3 separate regions of the Homo sapiens genome follow, and all the other regions are linked to region 1. A link is a loop called in an ENCODE intact Hi-C map of the cell type or tissue named here. Cell type or tissue: natural killer cell. All regions are shown on one strand. Links, peaks and the distances in the headings refer to the core of each region. The heading gives the core; the rest is flanking DNA. Region 1 holds the start of PI4K2A (phosphatidylinositol 4-kinase type 2 alpha). Region 2 holds the start of FRAT1 (FRAT regulator of Wnt signaling pathway 1). Region 3 has its middle 12 kb from the start of RRP12.

Region 1 (10,268 bases), core at 1,534-9,533:
TTCTGGTTCACTAGATAAATAAATAAATAAATAAAATATAGTGCCAAGATTGGAGCAAATCTTCCCAAATACCACTCACATCAATCTGTGTATCCATATGTTTATTTCTTAAACAATGTGAGTACAGCATGATGCTAGGTTCTGTCAGGCTTGAAAAGCCATGATTGTTACTCTTATGGCCTTTATAATTAGCTGAGTGTGGTGACAAGTGCCTGTGGTGCCAGCACTCGGGAGGTTAAGGCAAGAGAACTGCTTGAGCCTGGTTAACAGAGACCCTGTCTCAAAACATAAATAAATAAATAAATAAATAAATAAATAAATAAATAAATAAATAAAATGTAGTTTCTTGGCCAGGGGAATGACACACTACAAGCAGTATTTTATGAAAATTAATCTGACAGTGACACTCAGAGATGACCAGTGAGAGATTGGAAGCAAAGTAACAAACTCAGAAGTTATTGTAATAATGCAACTAACACATCCTGGAAGTTTCATGTAGCATCAGTGGAGATGAAAGAAAGGGGGTAAATATGAGACATATTTCATAGGGATATTTAATAAGAATCAACATAGTGTTAAGAGCATGGAAACAGTCTGCCTGGATTTGGATCCGGCTCTGCCATTTACCAGCTGAATGACCATGGGCACATTACCTTTACCTCCCTGGGTCTGGGTTTCCAACATCACAGGATACTATAAAGCTGGTTCCATGAGTTAATCCATGTAATGCATTTAAAACAATGTCTAGGCCGGGTGTGGTGGCTCATGCCTGTAATCCCAGCACTTTGGGAGGCCGAGGTGGGCGGATCATGAGGTCAACAGATCGAGACCATCCTGGCCAACATGGTGAAACCCCGTCTCTACTGAAAAATACAAAAATTAGCCGGATGTGGTGGCCCGCGCCTGTAGTCCCAGCTACTCAGGAGGCTGAGGCAGGAGAATCGCTTGAACCCGGGAGGCGGAGGTTGCGGTGAGCTGAGATTGCACAACTGCACTCCAGCCTGAGTGACAGAGCCGGCTAATTTTTGTATTTTTAGTAGAGACAGGGTTTCACCATCTTGACCAGGCTGGTCTCGAACTCCTGACCTCGTGATCCACCCGCTTCGGCCTCCCAAAGTGCTGGGATTACAGGCGTGAGCCACTGTGCCTGGCCAAAAAATTTTTTTAGATAAAATAAAAGACTCTGAGGGGTTTCTGTGGAGAAAAAACTCAGAATTCCAGGGAGAACTCTAAATCTGGGACCTTTCCTTTACCATAATTTGAAGCTTATGGGCTAAATGAGATGAATGATACCAAAAGATTATCTATGTGGCTACAGACCCTGGGCCACAAGAGCCAGGCATCAGTTGATTATTGAGGTCTAGATAGGAAAAGGAAGTGCATGTATTATAACTGAAAGGGGCAATTTAACCTTCTGTACGACTTTTGTTTAGAATGGTTTGTCTGGCCAAAAATGTTTAAGACATTCCCATACATATAATTAAACAATAGTGCTTTCAATTTGGTATTTCTAGTTAGCAGTGGCAATAATTTGATTCAAGAAAGAATGATTATGAAATATTGGTGACTATGTGACTGGCCATGATTCGTGAAAGCCCATACCTCTAGTCTGCTGGTGACTTTAAGCATAAAAACAAAAACAACATCAACAGTAACATCAGCAGTGATTTTTTTTCAAAAAGCTACCATATGTTGAGTGCTCTTTATGTACAAAACACTATGCTAAGTGCTTTATTTTTATTTTTCCTATTAGAGAGTCATGCTTCATATGCTAAGTGCTTTACATAACATTATATTGATTCTTGATTCAGTAATCATGGGGATGATTATTCCCATTTTATAGATTAAGGAACTGAGGCTTAGAGAGGTTATATAACTTGTCTAAAACAACTGATCATCATGGAGACTGGATTCAAACTCAAATGTCTCTGATTTCCAAGCCCATGCTTCCAACCATTACATTTTACACTTTTTTTTTGAAACGGAGTCTGGCCCTGTTGCCTAGGCTGGAGTGCAATGGCACGATCTCAGCTCACTGCAACCTCCACCTCCCAGGTTCAAGCGACTCGCCTGCCCCAGCCTCCGTAGTACCTGGGATTACAGGCGCCTGCCACCATGCCTGGCTAATTTTTTGTAGTAGAGACGAGGTTTCACCATGTTGGACAGGCTGGTCTCAAACTCCTGACCTTGTGATCCACCCGCCTTGGTCTCCCCTAGGATTACAGGTGTGAGCCACCAAGCCTGGATGTACATTCTACACTTTTGAAGGTAGTGTTTGCATACATTTTTTTTTGAGACGGATTCTTGTTCTGTCGCCTAGGCTGGAGTGCAGGGGTACGATCTCAGCTCACTGCAACCTCCACCTCCCAGGTTCAAGCGATTCTCACACCTCAGCCTCCCAAATAGCTGGGATCATAGGCGTGTGCCACCAAGCCCAGCTAATTTTTTTTTTTTTTTTGTATTTTTAGTAGAGACAGGGTTTCGCCATGTTGGCCAGGCTGGTCTTGAACTCCTGACCTCAGGTGATCCACCCGCCTCAGCCTCCCAGAGTGCTAGGATTATAGGCGTGAGCCATCGTACCTGGCTTGTTTGTATAAATTTTAACTGAAACAGTATTCCATGAATTTATTATTATTATTATTTTTTCAGATGGAGTTTCGCTCTTGTTGTTCCAGGCTGGAGTGCAGTGGCACAATCTCTGCTCACTGCAACCTCCTTCTCCCAGGTTCAAGCAATTCTCCTGCCTCAGCCTCCCAAGTAGCTGGGATTACAGGCATGTGCCACCAAGCCCGGCTAATTTTTGTATTTTTAGTAGAGACGGGGTTTCACCATGTTGCCCAGGCTGGTCTCGTTCTGTTCTACTTTCCAGGCCCTTGGTAACCCAGTTTAACTCTGCTTCCCCTCGAATCAAGAAGGTTGCTCTCTGTTCCCTATATGCCCTAGCCTTCCTCTTTTACTCAGGTAACTCCTGCTTGGTGTAACATTTTTTTCCTGTCTCCTTTTTTTCCAGCAATCTAATTACTCTTTCTTTAAGACTCAGCTCATAGCACATGACCCACTTAAAGCCTTTGCTTGATCCTTGAGCATTCTGGTTGAAAAAAAAAATTAGAAAAAAAATAAAGCCTTTGCTGAGCCTGCAGCCTGCCTCAGTTAATTGGTGAACTGTTACGGAGTTTTGAGCTCATTTTGCTTTTTTTTCTCCTACTGCCTCAGAAAGCCACATGCCTTCAGCTTGAGGGCAGGGACTCTATCTTCCTTCCCTTTCTCATGAATAATAATGTACTGAGCACCTACTGTGTCTAGACACTGAGATTTAACAGTGTGAGTAAAAGCAATGGACTCTTACCTCGTGGTAAGAACTTCTTAGGCTCATGGGACCATATTTTTCTTCAATTAACAAATAAGCATTGAGCAGCTGGGCCAGGCACAGTGTAAGATATTAATTGGCTATGTATTATTCTTTGTATCACAAGTTTGTATCTTCACAGGAACTTGAAGATAATGGGTGAGGCAGCGAGTCAGGAATAAAATGTCTTAACAATTGCCCCTGGGTTTTCCTAGGAACTCCTTAAAAAAATTAATTTTTAAAAAATAGATGGAGTCTTGCTATGTTGCCCAGGCTGGCCTTGAATTCCTATAAGGTTGAGAAGGAAAGATAGCTTAGAGCAGTCTGAGCTCTGTGTGATGTATGCACAGTCTATTGGCTCAAAGACATGAGTATGGGACTTCAGTCATGCCTTCCACACCCACACTCTGGGGCAATGGTTTCTTTCTTTCTTTCTTTCCTTTCTTTCCTTCCCTTTCTTTTCTTTATTTCTTCCTGCCCCTCTCCCTCTCCCTTTCTTTCTTTCTCTTTCTCTCTTTTTCTTTCTTTCTTGACAGAGTTTCTCACTGCAACCTCTGCCTCCTGGGTTCAAGCGATTCTCCTGCCTCAGCTTCCCGAGTAGCTGAGATTATAGGCATGTGCCACCATGCCCGGCTAATTTTGTATTTTTAGTAGAGACAGGGTTTCTTCATGTTGGTCAGGCTGGTCTTGAACTCCCGACCTCAGGTGATCCGCCTGCCTCAGCCTCCCAAAGTGCTGGGATTACAGGCGTGAGCCACTGTGCCTGGCGGGTTTTTTTCTTTTAAAAATTTTTTATTTTTTGGCTGCACTGTGGGTGGTTCACACCTGTAATCCCCCAGCACTCTGGGAGACTGAGGGAGGAGGATCGCCTGAGGCCAGGAGTTCAAGACCAGCCCAGGCAACATAGAGATAACCTAACTCTAAAAAAATAATAATAATATTTTAAAAAGAAATCTTCAGGGCTTCCTAGGAAAACCTGGAGGCAATTGTTAAGACATTTTATCCTGACTGGCTACTTCACCCATTACCTTCAAGTTCCTGCGAACTTGAAGTGTAACCTGACATTGTTACATCTACATTGGAAGTATGTTAGGTCAACTGAGATACGAATTTGGGATACAAAGTACAATGTATAGCCAATCTATAACTTGTTATTTTAATGTAAATTCTTGGTAAACAAGTTAGGAACTGCCTCTTTTCCTTTAAAAACCTACTTCCAGGCCAAGCGCAGTGGCTCACACCTGTAATCCCAGCACTTTGGGAGGTCGAGGTGGGCAGATCACTTGACCTCTGTCGTTTTTTTTTTGGAGACTGATCACTCTGTCTCAAAAAAAAAAAAAAAACAAACCCAAAAAACAAACCCCCCGCCCCAAAAAAAACGTTTCATCGAGGTAGAGCAGCAGCTTTGTTTCTTTGCTTCACTGCTGTCTCCCTAGCACTTAGAACATAGTACGTGCTCAATAAATGAATGAGTGCCTGACTGAATGAATGAGGATACATAGATGAGATTCCTCCAATCTCACAGCCGGTTCAGAGTAGGCACTCAATGAGTGACTGACAGGATAGTTGCTGTTTTGAAAGCGCCCAAGTCCAGTAAGCCAATTGGAAGCTAAGCGTGGCGCTGGTATAGTAGGGGCAGGGGGCGTGCCTGACCCAAGGTTGGGTCCTGGAGCATGCGCAGTCTTCACAGAAGGTGACGGGGAGAAAAATGCGGAGGCAGCGATTGCGTAGGAGCAGGTTCTGATTGGCTACTGTTCGCGCGCGAGGGGCCGTGCCTATTCGTAGCCAAGTAAACAGGGCAGGTTAGAGGCGGGGCCAAGGAGGCGTCGCGACCTGGTTGGCCGGCCGGGGCCTGGGGGATGTCACGGATTGGTCGCGGCCGCGAGCGCAGTGGTGTGGAGCGCGCCGGGTCCCGGAGCCGGCTGTCTGAGGGATGGACGAGACGAGCCCACTAGTGTCCCCCGAGCGGGCCCAACCCCCGGACTACACCTTCCCGTCGGGCTCGGGCGCTCACTTTCCGCAGGTGCCCGGGGGCGCGGTCCGAGTGGCGGCGGCGGCCGGCTCGGGCCCCTCTCCGCCGGGCTCGCCGGGCCACGACCGCGAGCGGCAGCCACTGTTGGATCGGGCCCGGGGCGCGGCGGCCCAGGGCCAGACCCAAACCGTGGCGGCGCAGGCCCAGGCTCTGGCCGCTCAGGCCGCGGCGGCAGCCCACGCCGCTCAGGCCCACCGCGAGCGGAACGAGTTCCCGGAGGATCCTGAGTTCGAGGCGGTGGTGCGGCAGGCCGAGCTGGCCATCGAGCGCTGCATCTTTCCCGAGCGCATCTACCAGGGCTCCAGCGGAAGCTACTTCGTCAAGGACCCTCAGGGGGTGAGTGCGGGGGTGGGGACCGCCGCCGCGGGCTGAGGGCCGGCGGCGCTCCTGGGGAGTTGGGGGCTTCGCACAGCCAGAGGGAAAAGGGAGAAACTTCACAGTACCAGCCCCTGGCAGGATTTAGGGATGCCACTGAGGACTGGAGCTGGGGACGCTCTGCGGAATGGAGAAATAAATCAGAACCTACTTGGTGGGGGAGGAGTGAGCGGAAAATGAAAAGAGGAAATTGACCAGATACGGGCCGGGGGCTCAGCGGTGTGGTGGGGCAATCCGCCGCTGGACAGAGACTGCTTTCTAGTAGGGTACTTAGCTTCACACTACTGGGACAGCTATTCGGCCGCCGACTTGCAGATTTGGGGCTTTAGGCCTGTTCTCTCTTTTTGGACCGACCGAACCAGTGTGTCGCTGTTCACGGAGGAGGATGGGTGACCTATCAGGGGATCTGAGAATTCAGTTCCAGCCTTCTATGTTGTGGGGGATGTCCCCTGCCACCGTCCCAGCTCTTATTAACAGACGTTGAAGAAAGAATGGGCGGACTCACCAGTTTCATCTGCCCTGGGTATTGCTCACTTCTGGGAAAGGGTTCAAATACTTTTTGACGACTCCAAAGTTTAGATAGAACTTGGAGTTTTAGAAACATGGGGCCATCAGCTACTTTTTCTTTCATTTCTCTCCCAGGGCTATCAACAGCCTGCTTTTCAACTAAGGCAGAGCGTTTGCCGACCTTTATTTTGTCCCCTGCCTGTATATAAAGGGGGATGGTTATAGGATGGGGCATGGAGTGACCAGGGTATCTGAGAAGTGACCTTTATCCTTTTGAGAACTGCAGAATTTAAGAAATACCAAGTCTTCCCTGTTTTCAGGGAAGTTTCAGGGAAATTTTCAGGTGTGCTGCAATGGGTCATTGGAAAGATGTATTGTTATTTAAATTATGGGTGTCAAAGTTTCCTCAGATTTTCCCTGACATCTCTCCTGTGTGAACTCTTTAGATGGCCAGGGTGCTGTTTTAATAGGAGTCCTGAGTGGCCAGGACGGGCTGTTACTTGTAGCTCTTGGTTCGGCTCATTGAATGATCTAGTTATTCACTCAGAGTTTGAGTCGTCCCTGAATTAATCAAGAATTAGAGAACAATTCTGCCATGAACTCAGTTTCTCAGTTTACATAAACTGAGTTGGGGAAAGCTTTGCGAGTAATAAGTCTTTCGAAGTTTCTTTTTCTTTTTTTTTTTCTTTTTTTTTTGAGACAGAGTCTTGCTCTGTCGCCAGGCTGGAGTGCAGTGGCGCGATCTCAGCTCACTGCAGCCTCCGCCTCCCAGGTTCAAGCAATTATCCTGCCTCAGCCTCCTGAGTGGCTGGGACTACAGGCGTGCACCACCACACCCAGCTAATTTTTGTATTTTTAGTAGAGACCATGTTGGCCAGGATGGTCTCGATCTCTTGACCTTGTGATCTGCCCACCTCGGCCTCCCAAAGCGCTGGGATTACAGGCGTGCCACCGCGCCCGGCCTCCAAGTTTCTTAAATAAAAGAGCTTGCAAGCTCAAGTGGGAACCATCATTTCTAGAAGCAAAGAAATGTGAGTGCCCTGAGGTTTAAATGTCAGCCAGAGGCTTGCTTGCTTTCTCTTTCTTCCTTCCTTCCTTCCTTCCTTCCTTCCTTCCTTCCTTCCTTCCTTTCTTTCTTTCTTTTTCTTTCTTTCTTTCTTTCTTCCTTCCTTCCTTCCTTCCTTCCTTCCTTCCTTCCTTCCTTTCTTTCCTTTCTTTCTTTCTCTTTCTTTCTTTTTCTTTCTTTCTTTCATTCATTCTCTCTTTCTCGTCTTTCTTTCTTTCAGAGAAGGTCTCACTCTGACACCCAGGCTGGAGTGCAGTGGTGCAGTCTCACTGCTCACTGCAGCCTTGACATCCAGGGCTCAAGGTCCTCCCACTCAGCTTCCGAGTAGCTGGGACTACAGGCACGCACCACCACACCCGGCTAAAAATTATTTTTCATGGAGACAAGAGTCTCGCCATGTTGCCCTGGTTGGTCTCAGACTCCTGGCTTCAAGCAGTCATCCTCTTGCCTCAGCCTCCCAAAGTGCTGGGATTACAGGTGTGACCCACCATGCCTGTCCTTTTTTTGTGGGCAGAGGGTATTTTTAGTTTGTTGGCAAATGTAAGAAGGGGCTAAGATTATCTTTGATAGGTACAGGAGAAGGAGGAATATTTTTGTTTTTCTTTCATGACACTGTTAGAGCTGCATTGGAAGTGGGTTAGGTCAGCTGAGAAGTGAGCTGGTGCTTTGACAGATGGAAGTAATACGATCTCTTAATTCTACCTGGCAGGTAAAGTACTACCATCTCAGTACATAGGCCACAGAGAAGGACAGACCATAGGTATGTTACTTGGTGATTTAGGGATTCCAGTCTCTAAAATTTCCTGGCCACTATCCTTTCTCATAGGGGAAGTCCAAACACAGATGCCCTGACAAAACTTTTTGACGTACTCATACTGCTTCCAGTGAAGAAAATGTGATTTAGAACAAAGGGCACTTTCTAAATGCTTGCGGTGGGTTAGACTGGCCCACAGACTTACTGTAGTTGGAATTGTCATCTTTGGCTCTCCTCCAAATGTATTTACTTTATTAAACAAATACTTACATAGCATTTACTATATTCCTTTAAGTGCTTTACAAATAATAACTCACTTAATCTTTATAACCACCCTTGGAGGTAGGTACTGTTATTATCCCCGCAGGTGACAACACAAGCCCATGGTATAACAAATTTTTCCAAGGTCTCACACCTAGTAAGTGGTAGAGGCAGGATTGGGCCAAGGCGGGTTGGCTGTGGAGTTCATGTTCTCACCACTATCCTTTGCTCCCTCAGAGTCAGTCATCAGAATTTCCATATTCTGGACAGGTGCGGTGGCTCACGCCTGTACTCTCAGCACTTTGGGAGGCCGAGGCAGGCGCATCACTGGAGGTCAGGAGTTCGAGACCAGCCTGGTCAACATGGTGAAACCCCATCTCTACTAAAAATACAAAAATTAGCCGAGCACTGTGGCAGGCACTTGTAATCCCAGCTACTCGGGAGGCTGAAGCAGGAGAATTGCTTGAGCCTGGGAGGTGGAGGTTGCAGTGAGCCGAGATCGTACCACTGCACTCCAGCCTGGGCGACAGAGTGAGACTCCGTCTCAAAAACAAAACAAAAGAAAAGAATTTCTAAATTCTCTTCTCAGCTACTATATTGGTTAGTATTGAATTTGACTATATGTGACAGATATTTTAAAATAATGATGACTTGAAAAAAGGTTCATTTACACCTCATGTAAAAGAAGTCTATAGGCTAGCTGCTCAGGCATGCTCAGGGCTGGCATGACATTTCACTTTATTGGAGACATAGGGTTCTTCCTGCCAGCTGATCAGCCATCTTTAGGATATGGCTTCTACTACATGGTCCAAGATGGCCGCTCAAGCTGCAAACATCTTGTCTGCTTTTCAGCCATTTGGAAGAAGGAAAGGGAGAGGGTGAATATGCCCCCATCCTTTAAGGCACTTCGTAGAAGTTGTAGGAGACTCTTCTACTTACATTCCATTGTCTAAAACTTAGCTGTAGTAGTGGCTGGGAACTATAGTCTTTTTTCTTTTTTCGCCCAGGTAAAAATCATGGGTCTTGTGTCTAGGGAACAAGGGGGAACAGAGATTGGGAGAACCAGCACTTTCTGCGACAGCCACTTTTGGATCTTAGACAGTCTGAAAGATTCTTGAAGATAACAGCCCTGGTCCCATTTCTCAATTTTGGATGGTTTCTGTCTCAGTGGGGTCCAAGAACAGATGGAAAATGCTAGAAGTCATGGGGAGAGTATACACATACCCCCCTCACTTACCTCCTTGTGCTTCAGGTCTCATGCTCACTCAACTGCAAAAGGGTTTTTTGAGCTTTTTCTCTTTTGCGTGGAGTAATACTAGATTTTCACATTGCCAAGAATCATAGGACAGCATGTGACTCACTAGGTTAAGAGGATTAAATGACATATCACACATGAAAGCCCTGACGTAGTTCCTGGCACTTAGTTGGGGCAGCTCAATCAGATTTTTAAAAACATTCCTACTAACTGCTTAATTAGGGTTCTTGGGGTACATGGTATCGAATAAGGCTATAAGAGTTGGTAGATGGGGCGCAGTGGTTCACGCCTGTAATCCCAGCACTTTGGGAGGCTGAAGCGGGCGGATCACAAGGTCAGGAGATAGAGACCATCCTGGTTAACATGGTGAAACCCCATCTCTACTAGAAATACAAAAAATTAGCCGGGCGTGGTGGCGGGCACCTGTAGTCCCAGCTACTCGGGAGGCTGAGGTAGGAGAATGGCGTGAACCCGGGAGGCGGAGCTTGCAGTGAGCCAAGATCGTGCCACTGCTCTCCAGCCTGGGCGAGACAGCAAGACTCTATCTCAAAAAAAAAAAAAAAAAAAAGTTGGTAGATGATGCTTAAAATCTCGAGACCTACATGTATGACAAACTTGACTGCCTCTTAACGTTTTAGTAAAATAATTTTATTATATTTTATTATATATATA
Region 2 (10,268 bases), core at 703-8,702, 320 kb before region 1:
CAACATTTTAAAGTGTACACTTCAATAGTTTTTAGTACTGTATATTCATTATGTTGTACAAACATCACCACTAATTTCAAAACATTTTTATAACCCCAAAAAGAAAACTCTTACCCATTAGCTGTTAGTCCTAATTCCCCCCTTCTCCCATCCCCTGGCAACCACTAATCTACCTTCTGTTTCTATGGATTTGTCTATTCTGGACGTTTCATATAAATAGAATTACACAATATGTTGCCTTTCCTGTCTGATTTGTTCACTCAGCATAATGTTTTCAACATTCATTCCTTTTGTAGCATGTATCAGTACTTCATTCCTTTTTATGGTGAATAATACTCCATCGTATGAGTATACGACATTTGATTCATCCATTTATCAGCTGATGAACATCTGAGTTGTTTGCACTTTTTGACTATCATGAATAATGCTGCTATCAACATTTGTGTACACGTTTTTATGTGAACATATGTTTTCAATTTTCTCTGGTATATAGCTAAAAGTAGAATGGATGGGTCATATGGTAACATTAACATATTACTATACATGTTTTATCACATATCTACCTGTCTAACTATCCTTCTAATCCATCTATATTAATCCTTCTCACATTTTACTGTACTTTGGAATAAATTGCAAACATCAGTACACCTCACTCCAAACTCATCAGCATGTCTATTACTATAATTCAAGCTTTCTTTACAATTTATTCTCTTCATGTAAAATCTACAATTTTTTTCTCTTTGTTTTTTTGTTTTGTTTTGTTTTGTTTTTGTTTTTTGTTTTTTTGAGACAGGGTCTCACTCTACTGCCCAGGCTGGAGTGCAGTGGCACAATCTTGGCTTACTGCAACCTCTGCCTCTCGGGCTCAAGCAATTCTCCTGCCTCAATCTCCTGAGTAGCTGGGACTACAGGCATGAGCCACCATGCCCTGCTACTTGTTGTATTTTTAGTAGAGACGGGGTTTCACCATGTTGACCAGACTGGTCTCAAACTCCTGACCTCAGCTGATCTGCCCACCTCAGCCTCTCAAAGCGTTGGGATTACAGGCGTGAGCCACCGCGCCCAGCCCACTCAATGAGTTTTAACACATGCCTAAACCTATGAAACCCAAATCAAGATATCAAGATTTAGAACATGTCCACCCTCCTGCAAGTTCCCTCTGTCTGTTCAGTGTCACAGTGTCAGTCCTGCCCCTGCTCTACCTTTTCCAAAGGCAACCAGTCTTCTGATGTTTTCCCCACCGTAAGTTACTTTCCCTGTTCTAGAACTTCATATAAACAGAAACATATGACATATATCCGTTTTTATCTGGCTTCTTTCACTTAGCATACTGTTTTTAAGCTTCATTCATGTTACTGCATGCAGCAATATTCAGTCCTTTCTGTTGCTGAACTGTTTTCTGTCATCATCCTGTGTGAATGTACAATAGGTTGTTTGTCCATTCACCTGTTGATGAACACTTGGGCCATTTCACTTTTGGCTTTTATGAATAAAACTCCTTTGATGTGAGCCAACATCGTGCCACTGCACTCCAGCCTGGGCAAAAGAGGGAGACCCTGTCTCAATTAAAAAGAAAAAAAAATATGCTATGATCACCTCCCTGTAGGCCTTGATGTGGGCCCATGTGTTTATTTCTCTTAGCTAAGTATCCAGGATTGAAACTGTGTTCCAGGACAGGTGTATGTTTCATTTTATAAGAAACTGTCAGGCCTTTTTCCAAGGTGGTTGTACCATTTTTCATGCCCACAACAATATATGAGGCTTATAAGTTGTGAGCCAAAGATAAAAATGCACAAATTGTAAACTGCTACTAATTATTTTCATTTGAAAATTTTAAGTAGGCCGGGTCTGGTGGCTCATGCCTGTAAATCCCAGCACTTTGGGAGGTCGAGGCAGGCGGATCACCTGAAGTCAGGAGTTCAAGACCAGCCTGGCCAACATGGTGAAACCCCATCTCTACTAAAAATACAAAAATTAGCCAGGCATGGTGGTGCACGCCTGCAGTGTCAGCTACTTAGCAGGCTGAGGCAGGAGAACTGCTTGAACCCGGGAGGCAGAGGTTGCAGTGAGCGAAGATTGTGCCACTGCACTCCAGCCTGGACAACAGAGCAAGACTCCATCACAACAACAATAACAACAACAACAACAACAACAACAAATGCCCAACAAACCAGGAATAGAAGGGAACATTCTTAACCTGATAAATACTATCTATGAAAAATCCACAGCTAACATCCTACCTAATGTTGTGAAAGACTGAATGTTTTCATCTAAGATCAGGAATAAGACAGGGCCAGGTGCTGTGGCTCATGCCTGTAATCTTAGCACTTTAGGAAGCTGGGGTGGGCGGATCGTTTGAGCTCAGGAGTTCAAGACCTGCCCGAGCAACATGGTGAGACCCCCTGGGTCTACAAAAAATACAAAAATTAGCCAGGCATGGTGGCTTGCACCTGTAGTCCCAGCTACTCAGGAGGCTGAGATAGGAGGATCAACTGAGCCTGGGGAAGTCAAGGCTGCAGTGAGCAGAGATCATGCCACTGCACTCCAGCCTGGGCCACAGAATGAGACCCTGTCTCAAAAAAAAAAAAAAAGAAAAAAAGAAAAGAAAAAAGAAAAAGAAGAGAAGCAAAACTATCTCTATTTGTAGATGACACGATCTTCTATATAGAAAATCCTAAGGAATCCACAAAAACAAGGTGATGAACCTTATGACACCCTGTAGAAATCCAGATTTCGTAGATTAGAAATCCAATGGCTTTGTTTAAACTGTCTCTTCCTCTGTTTTTACATTTTTTCCTCCACACTTGACAAAAACAAACCCAACTCTTTTTAAACCAACTTCCCTACCTCTTTCCTGCACTCATCCCTTCCTAAAGGTTTGCTCCTATAATTATTATCGTTGGAACTGCCCAACAAGACCCTCGTTTTCTATTTATCTGGATCTCCAGGCTCATTTCTTTCTTTGTATCCTATTTTCTATATCATGCTCAGAATTTTAAAGTTGCTTCCAGGCTGGGCGCGGTGGCTCATGTCTGTAACGCCAGCATTTCGGGAGGAGGGATTGCTTGAGTCCAGGAGTTTGAGACCGGACGGGCCAACATGGCGAAACCCTGTATCCACTAAAAATACAAAAATTAGCCAGGTGTAGTGGCGCGTGCCTATTGTCCCAGCTACTCGGGAGGCTGAGGTGGGAGGATCACCTGATCCTGGGAAGTCAAGGCTGCAATCAGCCAGATCACACCACTGCACTCCAGCCTGGGTGACAGAGTGAAATTCTGTCAAAGAAAGAAAAGAAAGAGAAAGAAAAGGAAGAAAGGAAGGAAGGAAGCGTATCTCCATTTTCATCCAAACAGGTATTTTTCTCTGCTACTACGTACCTCCTCAGAGCCCATCCCCCCTACTGGTCTGAGGCTTTTTTTTAAACAACTTTCTGGACATAGCCCCTCTTAAGACTAACAACCTATAGCCAGGCGTGGTGGCTCACGCTTGTAATCCCAGGATTTTGGGAGGCCGAGGCAGGTGGATCACCTGAGGTCGGGAGTACCAGACCAGCCTGACCAATATGGAGAAACCCCATCTCTGCTAAAAACACAAAATTAGGCTGGGCATGGCGGCGCATGCCTGTAATCCCAGCAACTCGGGAGGCTGAGGCAGGAGAACTGCTTGAACCCAGGAGGCGGAAGTTGTGGTGAGCGGAGATTGCGCCATTGTACTCCAGCCTGGGCAACAAGAGCGAAACTCTGTCTCAAAAAAACAAAACAAAACAAAAAGAGTAGCAACCTAGGCCGGGCGCAGTGGCTCACGCCTGTAATCCCAGCACTTTGGGAGGCTGAGGCGGGTGGATCACCTGAGGTCAGGAGTTCGAGACCAGCCTGGCCAACATGGTGAAACCCCGTCTCTACTAAAAATACAAAAATTAGCCGGGCGTGGTGGTGGGCGCCTGTAATCCCAGCTACTCGGAAGGCTGAGGCAGGAGAATTGCTTAAACGCAGGAGGCGGAGGTTGTAGTGAGTGGAGATCGAGCCACTGCACTCCAGCCTGGGCGATAGAGCGAGACTCCGTCTCAAAAAAACAAACAAACAAATAAACAAAAAGACTAGCAACCTCCTCTCCAGCAATGCCAACCCCAGTCCAGGCCCCCATCCGCCCAGGATCTCGATCAAAAAACATTAATCTGTGGCCTTTCTTTGCCATTTCCAACTCTGCCACCTCCATCGAACGACAAGGTCCCCTTCTTCCTTTCCATTCCCGTCAGCTTCATTTCCCTAATCTCCGTACAAATCCCTAGCCTGACTCCCTTTCCTTTCCATCCTCACCAGACGCCCGCATGCCGGACCTCAAAAGCGCAAACGCTAAAAACCGGTTGAGTTGACGCACGGAGAGAAGGGGTGTGTGGGTGGGTGGGTGTGTGTTAGTGTGCGTGCTTGCTTGTGTGTGGAAGAAACCAACAGGGTTCACGCTGGTGCCCATTTCTGGAAATGCCAATCGCGCCCGACTGCGGGAGCCAGGATCAGGTCCCCAGGGCGCCCTTGCAGACAGCACCCTGAGCGAAGGAGCTCAGAAGGCAGTCCGGCTTCACCCAGACCCCCAATCCCACAGAAGCGCCGTCCCCCAGCGGCACAGCACCCCCTCCCCGGCGCGGTGGTAGGGCCCGACGTGACGTCACCCATTGTTTACAAATCAACCCGAGCCGGCAGGATTCCGGCTCCCGCGGCTGCAGGCGCGCGGCTAGAGTGCCTGGCGGGCTCCGGCTTCCGCGTCCGCCCCGGCCCCGGTCCAGACTTAGTCTTCAGCTCCGCGCCCGCTCCGCCGCGGCCCACCGCGCCCGCCGGCAGCCGAGCCCCCAGCGACGCCCGCACAGCTCCGGGTGCCCAGACAGGGGGCCATGCCGTGCCGGAGGGAGGAGGAAGAGGAAGCCGGCGAGGAGGCGGAGGGGGAGGAAGAGGAGGAGGACAGCTTCCTCCTACTGCAGCAGTCAGTGGCGCTGGGCAGCTCGGGCGAGGTGGACCGGCTGGTGGCCCAGATCGGCGAGACGCTGCAGCTGGACGCGGCGCAGCACAGCCCGGCCTCGCCGTGCGGGCCCCCGGGGGCGCCGCTGCGGGCCCCGGGGCCCCTGGCTGCGGCGGTGCCGGCGGACAAGGCCAGGTCCCCGGCGGTGCCGCTGCTGCTGCCGCCCGCGTTGGCGGAGACTGTGGGCCCGGCGCCCCCTGGGGTCCTGCGCTGCGCCCTGGGGGACCGCGGCCGCGTGCGGGGCCGCGCTGCGCCCTACTGCGTGGCCGAGCTCGCCACAGGCCCCAGCGCGCTGTCCCCACTGCCCCCTCAGGCCGACCTTGATGGGCCTCCGGGAGCTGGCAAGCAGGGCATCCCGCAGCCGCTGTCGGGTCCGTGCCGGCGAGGATGGCTCCGGGGCGCCGCCGCCTCCCGCCGCCTGCAGCAGCGACGCGGGTCCCAACCAGAAACCCGCACAGGCGACGACGACCCGCACCGGCTTCTGCAGCAGCTAGTGCTCTCTGGAAACCTCATCAAGGAGGCCGTGCGAAGGCTTCATTCGCGACGGCTGCAGTTACGTGCAAAGCTTCCCCAACGCCCGCTCCTGGGACCTCTGTCGGCCCCGGTGCATGAACCCCCTTCGCCTCGCAGCCCTCGCGCGGCCTGCAGTGACCCTGGCGCCTCCGGGAGGGCGCAGCTCAGAACTGGCGACGGCGTTCTTGTGCCTGGCAGCTAACACGCCCGGGGTGGCCACAGCGCCAGCCTCAGACTGGAGGGCAAGGGGTTCCCTTGAGGGCTGCAGTTCTACTCAGGCTGGTGGAGAACTCTGGCTTTTGGAAGCGAGAGTAAAAAGCTAATGACGAGGAACCGAAAAATCGCGAGTGTTTCGCGGGTAACTGGGGTTGAGGGCCAAAATATTTGGAATGAAGGACTTTGGCCCTATTTAAGGCAGATTTTACAGAGCGCACCTCAAACGTACAAGTCAGTAGGACTCCTTATTTGGCGTGACCCGACCTGGCCGCGGAGCCTGCATTTCCTCGCAGCCTCTCAGTGCCCTCCAGCCCCGCGACCATGTGGCCACAATCCACGCTTCTCCGGATCGCGGTGCGCCGGAACCACGGAGGATGATGCCAGTTACTTGCTTTACCTTTTCAGGGCTGGCTCCTGATCCACTTTGGGGGAGGAGAACATGAGTAGATAATTTCAGGGTGCAGCCCAATCTGCCAGACTTAAAAAAACCATCTTGTGTCTTTGGAGGTGCTGCTTAATACCAAACATGCGGTGCCATGAAGGGACCCTTTGGGGGTTGAATAGGAGTTAACCCCTGCGCTCTCTTTGCAACTGTCTCTCTTCTCAGAGTGGTGGGGGAAGGCTGTACGACACGGGTGGGGAAAGGAGGTGGGGGCGGGGAGTATTGAATGGTGGTGGAAGGGTAGAGAGGCGCGGAGTGAACCCCACGCCCTGTCTAAAGTGTATTTTCAGAGCCGGCCCGCCTCTCCTCGGTTCAAGGTCACTGTTTCCTGGGCACGCACTGGGTTGCGGGACAGAGTAGCCAGGTTCTGCCGGTGCTCGGAGAAGAGCGCAGTGTTTTGCAAGTGCTGGAGTCTCCTGAGGACACGCGCGTCGCCGCCACCGCGGGTGTGGGAAAGCGCGGACGTGCTGGGCGGCTGTGCTTCGGTAGGCGACCACCGCCCCTGGCCGCGCTCCGGGCTTTCACGGAAACTCCCGAGACCGGGCCCTGGGTTCCTCCTCTCCTACTCGGCTCTGCAGTCCTACTCAAGCGGGTGGCTCTGGGATCCTGGGGGCCTGGGTTGGGGGCTAGGGAGACGCCATGTGATGGACACTCCAGGGACACACAGCCTAGCACAGCAGCTTATAATGGGCTCTCCGGGGCCATTTGCAATAACAGCTGCAATTCCCTGGATAGACGAGTTGATTTCCTCCCTCTGCCCCTCCCCCAGCCATGCCAGCTGGCCTTTGTAAGTGCAGGAAACCGAGTAGAAAATGTGACCCTCCAAATGGAGAAGCTGCAGGCTTTGCCATTGTGAACCATGGTGAAGTGCTTGGAACATACTGTTCACTCACTCTAAAGGCGCTGAGACTGTGCTGTTGTTCTCGTTTTTATAGTCAATGGCTTGTTCATCATCCAGATGTGGCTACTGACATATCTACACTTCGCACCGGAGTGTCTGGAATTGTGGCTATCCTGATTATAGGATTTTAACTTAACTGAAATGCCTGCTTTGAATAAATGTGTTGGGTTTTTTGTTTGGTTTTATTTTATACTTGCCATCAGTGAAAAAGATGTACAGAACACATTTCTCTGATCTCCATAAACATGAAAACACTTGAAATCTCTGTCAGCCTGGCTTGTGGATGGTAATTAGAGCGCCTTTGTGTCTGAGCAGCTCACTAGCTAGACAAGGTCTCCGCAGCTGGGTGTGTATTGGAGCTGGCATGAAATTAAATGAAAGTGAGGTCAGGTTTTGGACCAATCCCATTCGTTAAAACCTCAGAGCCTTTTGGATTACTAGTCAGTGATGGAGATGTGTTATAAAGCTGCCTCTATTAGCAAAGGACATCAGATCAGCCAGTCACTGCAAACTGGGAGGCTTATCTTTTTTTTTTTCTTTTTCTTTTTTTCTTCTTTCTCACCGTGGCCATTAAGTGCACTTGTTCCACAAGGTGGGCCTTAAGGCTGGGGCAGCTCTTGATTAGGAGACTGCTCACAATGTGAGCCTGGTGGTAGGAAAGCTGGGTGGAAACTTACAAAAGACTCCTGTCTTTGCCCCTGGCACATTTATACCATTCTGTCCCTAAGCAGTGACATAACAGGCCATGTCTATCCTTATGGTTCTGACTTACTTCAGTCTGTTCCCTCATGGAAGGAGCTAATTTCCTCCCTCTGAGGAAAGAGTACCCAGAGTTTAAGCCCACTTCTGAAGTGGGAAGGGAACCTTGGACAAGTTGCTCTACCTCTGTGGCTTCAGTTTCCTCATCCGTACAACAGGGATAATGAAATAAAAGGTGGGCCAGGCCCAGTAGTTTACACCTGTAATCCTAGTAGCACTTTGGGAGGCTAAAGTGGAGGATTGCTGGAGCCCAGAAGTTCAAGACCAGCCAGGGCAACATAGTGAGACCTCACCTCTCCAAAAATAAATAGATAAATGGCCGGGCACAGTGGCTCATGCCTGCAATCCCAGCACTTTGGGAGGCCAAGAAGGGCTGATCACGAGGTCAGGAGTTCAAGACCAGCCTGACCAACATGGTGAAACCCCATCTCTACTAAAAATACAAAAATTAACTGGGCATGGTGGTGCATGCCCATAATCCCAGGTACTCAGGAGGCTGAGGCAGGAGAATCGCTTGAACCTGGGAGGCAGAGGTTGCAGTGAGCTGAGATCGCGCCACTGCACTCCAGCCTGGGCGACAGAGCGAGACTCTGTCTCAAATAAGATAAAATAAAATAAATAAATAAATGAGGCAAGAGGATTGCTTGAGCCTAGGAGTTTGAGGCTGTCGTAAGCCATGATTGAGCTACTGCACTCCCACCTGGGTGGCAGAGCAAGACCCTGCCTCAAAAAAATAAATTAATAAAAGGCATATGGTGACTGGCACATGCTGCAGATGAACAGTATCTAGTCCCTACCCCTTCCTTCCCAGGTGGCGGTGTCCCAGGTGTCCTCATTTTCCCACAAAACAAGAGCATGCCATGATCCCAAATCTGCTTTCTGGAGTGTTCTATGACTTCGAGTCCTGATTTTCTAACTTCCTTTTTGGTTCAATGCCCCATTTTCTCAAATTCACACACAGACGCTGATGGTCTCTGAGGAGTACCTTCAGAACACACCAAGCCTGCCATTTCCCACAACATGCCCAGAAAGGGCTGTGGGGGCCTCAGTCCAGTGTTCTCCAGCATGGGAAGGGTAACTATGGAGGCTCTAATACAAACTGAGGAAAAGGAGCCCCCAATAGTGTAGTGGGCACCACCTCTGGGCGCTGAGCATGAGGGGAAAGTGGCCAGGTGCTGATGTCCCCTGGCATGGGAGTAGCCCTGAAGTCCCCAGTTCCCATTCTTAGTTGATGTACGATTTATCCAAGGTCAAGGGGTTATGAGCAATCCAGGGCTTTCCATCCTGAAATAGGCTATGATTTGATGTCACTGCACCGACTGTGCATAGCTTCTTGTAATAAGAATGACTGGTTAAGTTCAGACTCAACCTTAGGGCCCATGCAGAACAACCCACTCCTAAAAAAGGAAAATTGGGAAAAACTAAAGCCTCTCTACATAAAGCAAGTTAGCACTCTAAACACATTATAATCCAGTAACCGTTCATCTGTGTTTTTATTTTTTATCTTATTTACTTATTTATTTTTGAGACAGAGTCTTGCTCTGTCACCCAGGCTGGAGTGCAATGGCGTGATCTCGGCCCACTGCAAGCTCCACCTCCTGGGTTCAAGTGATTCTCCCGCCTCAGTCTCCTGAGTAGCTGGGACTACAGGCACCCGCCATCACGCCCAGCTAATTTTTGTATATTTGTAGAGGCGGAGTTTCCCCATGTTACCCAGGCTGGTCTGGAACTCCTAACCTCAGGTGATCCGCCTGCCTCGGCCTCCCAAAGTGCTGGGATTTTAGGCGTGAGCCACCGCATCCGGCCTGTTTTTTTTTTTTTTTTTTTTTTCAAATCCTGCCAAGTTTTTTCTTTTTTTTTAGACGAAGTCTCGCTCTGTCACCCAGGCTGGAGTGCAGTGGCATGATCTCGGCTTACTGCAACCTCCACCTCCTGGGGTCACACCATTCTCCTGCCTCAGCCTCTGGAATAGCTGGGACTACAGGTGCCCGCCACCATGCCCGGCTAATTTTTTGTATTTTTAGTAGAGATGGGGTTTCACCGCGTTAGCCAGGATGGTCTCGATCTCCTGACCTCCTGATCCGCCCGCCTCGGCCTCCCAAAGTGCTGGGATTACAGGCATGAGCCACCGCACCCAGCCAAATCCTGCCAAGTTTTACTATTCACCCCAAAATACTTTTTTTGGGATAAGTCAGGATTTACATAAAGTGTGGGGTTTTTTGTTTGTTTGTTTGTTTGTGACGGGGTCTCAGTCAGTCACCCAGGAGTGCAACGGTGAGATCTCAGCTCACTGCAACCTCCACCTCCTGGACTCAAGTGATTCTCCCATCTCTTGAGTAATTGGACTACAGGTGCGTGCCACCATGCCTGGATAATTTTAAAATTTTTTATAAAGACAAGGTTTTGCCATGTTGCCCAGGCTGTTCT
Region 3 (10,268 bases), core at 948-8,947, 230 kb before region 1:
TTTTCTGTTTTGAGACGGAGTTTCGCTCTTGTTGCCCAGGCTGGAGTACGATGGTGCAATCTCGGCTCACTGCAACCTCCACCTCCCGGGTTCAAGCGATTCTCCTGCCTCAGGCTTCCTGAGTAGTTGGGATTACAGGCATGTGCCACCAAGCCCGGCCAATTTTGTATTTTTAGTAGAGACAGAGTTTCTCCATGTTAGTCAGGCTGGTCTCGAACTCCCGACCTCAGGTGATCTGCCTGCCTTGGCCTCCCAAAGTGCTGAGATTATAGGCGTGAGCCATCGTGCCGGCCTGCACTGCTCTTAAAACTGTCTGCAAGGCTCCTGTGGAGGTAACAGAGCTGCCACACCCAAAGTTCTGTGGCCATGCGGAGCAGTAAAACCAGTTTTAGGTCAGCAAGTTGTAATCTGTTATGACACTGGGCAGGAAGAAAGGGAAATTGAGGCTTAGCCTCTTGCCTCAAACAAAGAGGAAGCAGAGGTCTGGGTGTTTAACCTAGAGCTCAAGGTCAGGGCATTTTGACCAACCCGTTGTTGTTGCAGCTGCTCCGGACGGTTTTCCTAACTGCTGGAGCTGTGTTGAAGCCCAGGCTTTGGACTTAGGAAGCCTGGGTTTGGAGCCACATCCCAGCTGCGTGAGCCGGGGCAGGCGGCTGAGCTCTGTGAGCCACAGTCTTCTCATCTGAAAATGGGGCTGCTGTTATGAGGCTAAAATGAGATAATGCATGTGAAATCCTTAGCCCAGTGCCTGGCACAGCACTGCTGCAGGGGTCAAGTGTCCCTCAGCTCCTGGGGCATTACAATTCCATTTGATGCTGGGTGTGGTGGCTCACGCCTGTAATCCCAACACTTTGGGAGGCCAAAGTGGGAGGATCGCTTGAGCCCAGAAGTTCAAGACCAGCCTGTGCATCATGGAGAAACCCCAACTCTACAAAAAACACAAAAATAGCCAGGCATGGTGATGTACGCCTACAGTCGCAGCTACTCGGGAGGCTGAGGTGCAGGAGGTCAAGTCCGCAGTGAGCCATGATTGTGCCACTGCACTCCAGCCTGGGTGACAGAGTGAGACCTTGTCTCAAAAAAAAAAAAAAAAAAAAAAAAAAAATCCAAAAGCCAAAAAGAGCTTGCTTTCTAGAATAACTCTTGGGGAAAGAGCCTGGTGTGCTGGAGAGGAAGCATGTCCCCTCCTAGGCTGAGGAAGACTGGAATCTGGGCATGGCAGGGGACTCTGCTCAATGGGGAGGACTGTTCTCTCTCCACTTACCCCAAAATTAAACCGTTCCCCATTTACCACTTCAAATTCTTCATTCTTCTCAGGGCCTCTATATCAGTAAGGAATTGTGTTCAGTTGCTATAAGAGACTGCTACAGTGGCTTAAACAGGCAAGGGTTAATTCTCTCACATTCAAGAAATGGAAATCAGGAGGTAATGGGCAGTCCAGGCTGCTATGGCAGTTCCACAGAATCTTCAGGATCCTGGGATCCCTCTCTTTTTCTGCTTCAACCTCCATAACGTATGACTTCCATTTTCACTGTCACCTTGTGCTCCACAGATGGGCTGCAGGAGCTCCAGCTGTCACACTCATGATCCAGGTGGAGGCCTAGTGTAGGAAGGAAAGGAGGAAGAGCCAAAAGGTGCACCTTCCAGCTAAGTCAGTTCCACTTGATTGACTAGAATTTAGTAATTTGGCCAAATTTAGCTGCAGAAGGGGCTGGGAAATTTAGTCTTTTAGTTGGGTAAGTTGCAGCTCACCCCCTGTGCCTATTGAGAGAAAGGAAGAATTGATATTGGGGAGGCAACTAGCAGCCTCTGGATCTCAGCTGGGTGTTAGGAGGACTGGTTCTAATTAATTTAACCCAGTTACATACTCAAAAGTTATTTCTTGATCACCTATTATGTGCAAGGTACTATGCTAAGCACACATATGAAAGTATTTAAAGAAGCTTATGGGCCGGGCACCTGACCAGCCTGACCAACATGGTGAAACCCCATCTCCACTAAAAATACAAAATAAGCTAGGCATAGTGGCATATGCCTGTAGTCCCAGCTACTTGGGAGGCTGAGGCAGGAGAATCACTTGAACCCGGGAGGCTGAGGTTGCAGTGAGTCGAGATCACGCCATTGCACTCCAGCCTGGGCAACAAGAGTGAAACTCCATCTAAAAAGACTCTTGGCCGGGTGCGGTGACTCATGCCTGTAATCCCAGCACTTTGGGAGGCTGAGGCGGGTGGATCACCTGAGGTCAGGAGTTCAAGACCAGCCTGGCCAACATGGTGAAACCCTGTATCTACTAAAAATACAAAAATTAGCTGGGCATGGTGGCGCACACCTGTAATCCCAGCTACACGGGAGGCTGAGGCAGGAGAATCATTTGAACCTGGGAGGCGGAGATGGTAATGAGCTGAGATTGTGCCACTGAACTTCGGCCTGGGCAACAGAGCAAAACTCCGTCTCAAAAAAAAAATAAATAAATAATAAAAGAAAAAGACTCTTGCTCTGCCTTAAGAAACCTACAGGGGATAGGGCTGGGCGCGGTGGCTCACACCTGTAATCCCAGCACTTTGGGAGGCTGAGGCGGGTGGATCACAAGGTCAGGAGATCAAGACCATCCTGACTAACATGGTGAAACTCTGTCTCTACTAAAAATACAAAAAATTAGCCTGGCGTGGTGGCGGGCACCTGTAGTCCCAGCTAGTCGGGAGGCTGAGGCAGGAGAATGGAGTGAACCTGGGAGGCGGAGCTTGCAGTGTGCCGAGATGGCACCACTGCACTCCAGCCTGGGCAACAGAGCGAGACTCCGTCAAAAAAAGAAAAAAAAAAAAGAAGCCTACAGGGGATAATTAGCCAGGCATGGTGGCACACGCCTGTAATCCCAGCTACTTGGGAGGCTGAGGCATGAGAATTGCTTGAACCTGGGAGGTGGAGGTTGCAGTGAGCCAAGATCGCGCCACTGCACTCCAGCCTGGGCAACAGCAAGATACTCTGTCTCAAAAAAAAAAAAAAAAAAAAAAAGAAAGTAACCTATGGGGGAATGGTGAAAAGACAAGCACAAAACTCTTCGGTTTTCTTATTTGTACATTGAAGATGTTGTACCCAGAGCTCTCTAAAGCCCCTGGTAACTTTATTGTTCACTGATGCTCAATTAATAGAATTGCATTTTGCTTCTCTGCCTCCCTCATCTGACCATCTGACTGTGAAACCCCTGATTACAGGAACCATGTCTGGTCTACTCTGGCGCCATCAGAGCCTACCACAGTGTGTGGCTCAATACATCTGCTTGCCAAGTGAACACATGACTTATGCAGAGCTCAGCAAGGGGCACAAGAGAGGTTCAGATAACGCTCTTAGGGTGTCTAAGAGGGGCTGTCCAAGGTATATCTTTTATGTCTGTCAACCAGACTGGAATGCAGTAGTCATGCAAGCTGGAATGCGATCACGGTTCACTGCAGCCTTGACCTCCTGAGCTCAAGCAATCCTCCCACTTTAGCCTCCCAAGTAGCTGGAACTACAGGCATATGCCACCATGCCCAGCTAATTTTTAAATTTTTTGCAGAGACAAGGTCTCCTTATGTTGCCCAGACTGGTCTCAATATTCTGGGCTCAAGCAATCCTCCTGCCTCAGCCTCCCAAAGTGTTGGGATTATAGGCGTGAGCTATCTTGCCTGGACAATAATTTTTGAAGGTTGCAATCAAGGAAAATAACAGAAATGTTGGTCCATCATTTATCCAACCACTATACCATCCTGCCAAGTAGATTGGGCATTGTGGCAGAGAAGAGGAGAGGAAAATAGCATTTAATGGATGTATCCTTTGTGTCAGGGGCTCTCTGTGGTAATAAGAACTATCATTTATTAGCCTCTATAGACCTGGCACTTCACATGTGTGATCCTACTGAGTCCTCGCAACCACTGTATAGGGTAGGTGCTATTATTATGCACATTTTATTTTATTATTATTATTTTTTATTTATTTTTGGGACTGAGTCTTGCTCTGTCGTCCAGGCTGGAGTGCAGTGGCATGATCTTGGCTCATTGCAACCTCCACCTCCCTGGTTCAAGCAATTCCCCTGCCTCAGCCTCCTGAGTAGCTGGGATCACAGGCACATGCCGCCACATCTGGCTAATTTTTTTGTATTTTTAGTAGAGATCGGGTTTCACCACGTTGGCCAGACTGGTCTCAAACTCCTGACCTCAGGCAATCTGCCTGCCTCGGTCTCCCAAAGTGCTAGGATTACAGGGGTGAGCCACCGCGCCTGGCCTATTATTATTTTTTCTTTTTTTCTTTTTTTAATTAGAGACAGGGTCTCACTATGTTATCCAGTCTGGTGTCTAACTCCTGGCCTCACATGATCCTCCTGCCTTCGCCTCCCAAAGTTCTGGGATTACAGTCACGGGCCACTGCACCTGGCCTATTATCCACATTTTAAAATGGGGAAACCAAAGCTAGGGAAAGATTCCCAATAGCATTAAGTGGGGAGTTATAATTGTAATTTACTCCTCTCCCAATTCCTGTTCTTTATAACCATTTGGTTACCAAGCAATGAAAGCAGCCTAGCTCTCACATCTAGAGTTCACAGGCTGGTTGGGGTGGCAGTAAACAATCCCTGTGGCAATCAGTGCCATCATCCAGGTATGGTCAGGAGCTATGGGAGTCCAGAGCCTGGCAGACTATAGTCATGTCTGAGAGGCGAGTCAGGGCCAATTTTCAGGTGAGGTGACGTTGGAGCTGAGTGCTACAGCATGAGCTAGAGTTGACCAGGAAGCTGAGGGTGGCTGTTCAGGCCAAGCAAGGCCACAGCAGCTACAAAGGCACAGGGGCAAGTAAGAACACGATGTGTTTGCTCTAGATGCAGGCAAGACCTGAGTCACTGATGTGTCGGAAACTGCTGCATCAGTACAGGAAAGAAACCATAAGGGTTGAAACTAAGAATGTGGCAGCGGGGGCAAAGAGGGAAGGACAGATTGGAGAAGGTATCGGGGAGGTAGAATGACACGTGAAGGCTAGCGGTTATGAGGGGTGAGCACGGTTGCCGTGTACAGTTGTGAAGTATGTGGACTGCTTAGTTTCCCAGATGAGGGGTCTGAAATCCAGTCTTCATTGGTGCCTTGTAGAGAAGAAGAGTTGGCCTTTTATTTTATTTTATTTTATTTTATTTATTTATTTTTTTTTAGGCGGAGTCTAGCTCTGTAGCCCAGGCTGGAGTGCAGTAGCACAGTTTCAACTCACTGCAGCCTCTGCCTCCCAGGCTCAAGCAATTCTCCTGCCTCAGCCTCCCAAGTAGCTGGGATTATAGGTGCCCGCCCCCACGCCCAGCTAATTTTAGTATTTTAGTAGAGACAGGGTTTCACTATGTTGGGCAGGCTGGTCTCCAACTCCTGACCTCAGGTGATCTGCCCACCTCGGCCTCTTAAAGTGCTGGGATTACAGGCGTGAGCCACCACGCCTGGAGTTGGCCTTTTTCTCATTCCCCAGTGACACCATAGAGGCATATGATGCGTACAGGTATACGAGGCTCAGAGGCATGGAGGCAATGACACCACAGAGGAAGTGAGAATCAATCGCTCCCAGGAAGGCAAGATTCCAGAATACGAGTGTGTCTAAAGAAAAGACCATCTCTCAACATCTGAACCAAAAAGCTGCATTTACTACAGTACTTACTTAAGGGAGGTGGAGCTGGGCCTGTTAGGTGCAATCCCTGTGAGTGGAGCAGGGCACTGATCTTATATAAGGTGCTAGGAGGTTGAAGATCAATGGTGGGCACATATCAAGGGAGGTAGTGTTTAGGGATTGGTTGGCCAACCAGTGTGGCTGTTACCGATTGGCTGGTGTCAGATGTCTGGTCACTGAGGAAAATTGTTCAGCTGAAGGGAGAGGAATTGTCTTTAAGTGGCTTAAAACTGGTTATGGTGGTGACTTGTTGCCATGGCAGCAGAACAGTCTTTCCTGTGGGTATGAGCTTTTTTTTCCCCCTCAAGTGACTGTAGCTCAAAACATTCACTCTCAGAGGTTGTTTTCTTTTATAAAGGACCATGTTGGCTCTGGGGAGGGAAGTTCACAGGCTGGCTAGGGTCAGAATACTTGCCTGGCCCAGGTATTCAAAGGTCCAGTTTGTCACCTCTCCAAGATCCTGTGGCTGAGGTGTTTCCAACACAGGGAATCAGGGAAGTTAGTTGCATTGTAAGGAACATACCTAATCAGAAATGGGACCTAGGGCTGGGTGCAGTGGCTCACACCTGTGATCCCAGCACTTTGGGAGGTCAAAGCAGGAGGATCCCCTGAACCTAGGAGCTTCAGACCAGCCTGGCCAACATAGTGAGACCCCATTTCTTAAAAAAATAAAAAAGCCCGGGCGCGGTGGCTCACGCCTGTAATCCAAGCACTTTGGGAGGCCGAGGCTGGTGGATCATCTGAGGTCAGGAGTTCGAGAGCAGCCTGACCAACATGGTGAAACCCTGTCTCTACTAAAAATACAAAAAATTAGCTGAGCATGATGGCGGGTGCCTATAATCCCAACTACTCGGGAGGCTGAGAAAGGAGAATCCTTTCAACCCGGGAGGCAGAGGTTGCAGTGAGCCGAGATCGTGCCACTGCACTCTAGCCTGGGTGTTACAGAGCAAGACTGTCTAAAAAAAAAAAAATTAGCGGGGTGTGATGGCACATGTTTGTAGTCTCAGCTACTTGGGAGACTGAGATGGGAGGATTGAGCTCAAGAGTTTGAGCTCAGGCTGCGGTGAGTCATGATCACACCACTGCACTCCCACCCACAAGACACAGTGAGACCTTATCTCAAAAAAAAAAAAAAAAAATCAGAAATGAGACCTAGGATCCCGGACTCCCAGTCACTTCTTCCGTAAAGGAGAAGATGAGGTGCTGGTGGGCAGTGTGGTGCAGCTGGCCAGACCTTACAGCCAGCTTTTGCCCCTGCCTTCTCCACAGAAGCCTCTCCTTGGTCTCTCCTTTATGTCTCTCCTTGGGCTTAGTGGGAACCACATGTGTTTGCCCAACCACAACCCTAAGAACCATCCCTGGAGCTGCCATGGGAGGTTCTGAGCTCTGTCAGGACTAGGGTAAAAGCAGACGGATGCTTTTCTGCAGCTCAGTGGCCACTTAGATCCACCAGAGCTACCCGCCCACTTCACTCCCATTGAGCAAAGGCTTCTGGTAGGTAGGCTCGGGTGGGTTTGTTTTTTAAAATAATTGTTTAAAACTTTTGGTCAGGTGCGGTGGCTCATGCCTATAATCCCAGTACTTTGAGAGGCCGAGGTGGGTGGATCAACTAAGGTCAGGAGTTCAAGACCAGCCTGGCCAACATGGTGAAACCCTGTCTCTACTAAAAATACAAAAATTAGCTAGGCATGGTGGCACAAATTTGTAATCCCAGCTACTCGGGAGGCTGAGGCAGGAGAATCACTTGAACCCAGGAGGTGGAGGTTGCAGTGAGCTGAGATCGTGACACCGTACTCCAGCCTGGGTGACAGAGTGAGACTCTGTCTCAATAAAATAAAATAAAAAATAAAGTGTACAATTCAGTGGTTTTTGGTATCTTCACAGATGTGTGCAACATCACCACAGTCAACTTTAAAACATTTTTTGGCACCTCAAAAAGAAACCCCACACCCTGTATTTATCACCCCCAACCCTGCCAGCCCCTGGCAATCACTAATCTACTTTCTGTCTCTATAGATTTGCCTATTCTGGACATTTCATATAAGTAAAATCATAAACCATGCAGTCTTTTGTAACTGGCTTCTTTGGCTCAGCATAATGTTTTCTTTTCTTTTTCTTTTTTTTTCTTTTTTGAGATGGAGTCTCGCACTCTCGCCCAGGCTGGAGTGCAGTGGCGTGATCTCGGCTCACTGCAAGCTCCGCCTCCCAGGTTCACGCCATTCTCCTGCCTCAGCCTCCCAAGTAGCTGGGACTACAGGCGCCCGCCACCACACCTGGCTAATTTTTGTATTTTTAGTAGAGAAAGGGTTTCACCATGTTAGCCAGGATGGACTCGATCTCCTGACCTTGTGATCCGCTCACCTCGGCCTCCCAAAGTGCTGGGATTACAGGCGTGAGCTACCGCGCCTGGCCTATCTTTTTCTTTTCTTTTTTTTTTTTTTTTAGAAACAGGGTCTCACTGTGTTGCCCAGACTGGTCTTGAACTCCTGGACTCAAGTGATCCACCTGCCTCAGCCTCCCAAAGTGCTAAGATTACAGGCATAAGCCACCATACCCAGGGAAGAGAGCTGATTGGCTGAGGGCCCCTCCTAGCATTCAGATGCTGTGCTGCCCATGGGCTGCATCCAGTCATGACTTAGCATCCCTGTATCAAGGATGTGAAGGCAGGCTGGTCCTGGGAGCCTGAGGACCCCTCTGAAGAAGGGTAACTTCGGCTGGAGTAGCCCCCAACAGGCTTGCTGAATTTTCCCCAGAATTGCATTTGCAATCTAAGACGACGCTGCCACCCACCAAACCTTCCTTCCTCCTTCCCTTACGCAGCATCACACCTGTGCTCCCAGCCCCATTTCCTGTCACAGACACTTCTAATATATTTCCTGCACATCCTGTCTTGGCAACTGCTTCTAGGAGATCCTGGACTGAAGGGGTGGGTTGCCTCTTCACACCTGTGGGTGTTTCTCGTTAGGTGGACTTGGAAAAGAAAGAGACACAGAGACAAAGTATAGAGAAAGAAATAAGGGGGCCCAGGGGACCAGCGTTCAGCATATGGAGGATCCCGCCGGCCTCTGAGTTCCCTTAGTATTTATTGATCATTCTTGGGTGTTTCTCGGAGAGGGGGACGTGGCAGGGTCATAGGATAATTGTGGAGAGGTCAGCAGACAAACACCTGAACAAAGGTCTCTGCATCATAGACAAGGTAAAGAATTAAGTGCTGTGGTTTAGATATGCATACACATAAACATCTCAATGCCTTAAAGAGCAGTATTGCTGCCCGCATGTCCCATCTCCAGCCCTAAGGCGGTTTCCCCCTAAGTAGATGGAACATACAATCAGGTTTTATACCGAGACATTCCATTGCCCAGGGACGGGAAGGAGACAGATGCCTTCCTCTTGTCTCAACTGCAAAGAGGCGTTCCTTCTTCTTACACTAATCCTCCTCAGCACAGACCCTTTACGGGTGTCGGGCTGGGGGACGGTCAGGTCTTTCCCTTCCCACGAGGCCATATTTCAGACTATCACATGGGGAGAAACCTTGGACAATACCTGGCTTTCCTAGGCAGAGGTCCCTGCAGCCTTCCGCAGTGTTTGTGTCCCTGGGTACTTGATTCATTTTTTTTTTTTTTTTTTGAGAGGGAGTTTTGCTCTGTCGCCCAGGCTGGAGTGCAATGACGTGATCTCTGCTCACTGCAAGCTCCGCCTCCCAGGTTCACGCCATTCTCCTGCCTCAGCCTCCCGAGTAGCTGGGACTACAGGCGTGCGCCACCTCGCCCGGCTAATTTTTTGTATTTTTAGTAGAGACGGGGTTTCACCGTGTTTGCCAGGATGGTCTTGATCTCCTGACCTCGTGATCTGCCTGCCTTGGCCTCCCAAAGTGCTGGGATTACAGGCGTGAGCCACCGTGCCTGGCCTGTCCCTGGGTACTTGAGATTAGGGAGTGGTGGTGACTCTTAACGAGCATGCTGCCTTCAAGCATCTGTTTAACAAAGCACATCTTGCACAGCCCTTAATCCATTTAACCCTGAGTTGACACAGCACATGTTTCAGAGAGCACGGGGTTGGGGGTAAGGTTACAGATTAACAGCATCTCAAGGCAGAAGAATTTTTCTTAGTACAAAACAAAATGGAGTCTCCTATGTCTACTTCTTTCTACACAGACACAGCAACAATCTGATCTCTCTTTCTTTTCCCCACACTGGACTAACACACTGCTAATCTCCCAACAATTCACTAAACTTGATGCAAATCAATCCCAAATAACTAAGTTTCTGCCAGCTTTTTTTTTTAAATTTTTTTAGAGACAGGGTCTCACTTTATTGCCCAGGCTGGAGTACAGTGGCTATTCACACGTGTGATCATAGCATATTGCAGCCTCAAACTCCTGGCCTCAAGCCATCCTCCTGCTTTAGCCTCCTGAGTAGCTGGGACTACAGGCACGTGCCTCCTGTGCCCAGGACGTCAGCTTGTTTTGAATGTACAATTTTGAGGTCAGGCTCAGTGGCTCACACAGTGCTTTGGAAGGCCAAGGCAGGAGGATCGCTTGAGGTCAGGAGTTTAAAACTGGCTTGTGCAACCCAGGGAGACCTTGTCTCAAAAAAAAAAAT

What was found. Hi-C counts contacts between places; a loop is a spot of excess contacts. Peaks named below come from ENCODE experiments on the same cell type or tissue, not always from the same donor. Only the 100,000 strongest peaks of a DNase experiment are listed, where the experiment ranks them.
Region 2: a loop joins it to region 1, with 10 times the contacts of the local background. A loop is called at or near these places in 3 of 110 quality-filtered maps.
Region 3: it touches region 1 in a loop (3-fold over the local background); 9 of 110 quality-filtered maps call a loop at or near these places.

Annotation. Positions count from the first base shown.
Region 1 is chr10:97,635,464-97,645,731 of GRCh38, forward strand. PI4K2A (phosphatidylinositol 4-kinase type 2 alpha) reads left to right here and starts at 5,208. Exons shown (of 9, transcript NM_018425.4): 1 at 5,208-5,714. The coding sequence starts at 5,280. RefSeq lists silencers at 3,950-4,133, 5,298-5,527. In natural killer cell, for the core only: no CTCF peak of the experiment used is centred there; DNase peaks (open chromatin) are centred at 5,088 and 6,058; H3K4me3 peaks cover 1,331 bases; H3K27ac peaks cover 1,164 bases.
Region 2 is chr10:97,314,569-97,324,836 of GRCh38, forward strand. It overlaps FRAT1 (FRAT regulator of Wnt signaling pathway 1), which reads left to right and starts at 4,703. Exons shown (of 1, transcript NM_005479.4): 1 at 4,703-7,347. The coding sequence starts at 4,886. The coding sequence ends at 5,725. RefSeq lists enhancers at 4,017-4,806, 4,544-4,838, 5,928-6,087 and silencers at 4,678-4,987, 5,488-5,587. In natural killer cell, for the core only: no CTCF peak of the experiment used is centred there; DNase peaks (open chromatin) are centred at 4,663, 5,203, 5,653 and 6,643; H3K4me3 peaks cover 2,845 bases; H3K27ac peaks cover 2,041 bases.
Region 3 is chr10:97,408,260-97,418,527 of GRCh38, forward strand. No RefSeq gene overlaps it. Among named protein-coding and RNA genes, the nearest start is that of RRP12, 12 kb to the left of the region's middle. In natural killer cell, for the core only: no CTCF peak of the experiment used is centred there; DNase peaks (open chromatin) are centred at 5,852, 6,722 and 8,502; H3K27ac peaks cover 2,873 bases.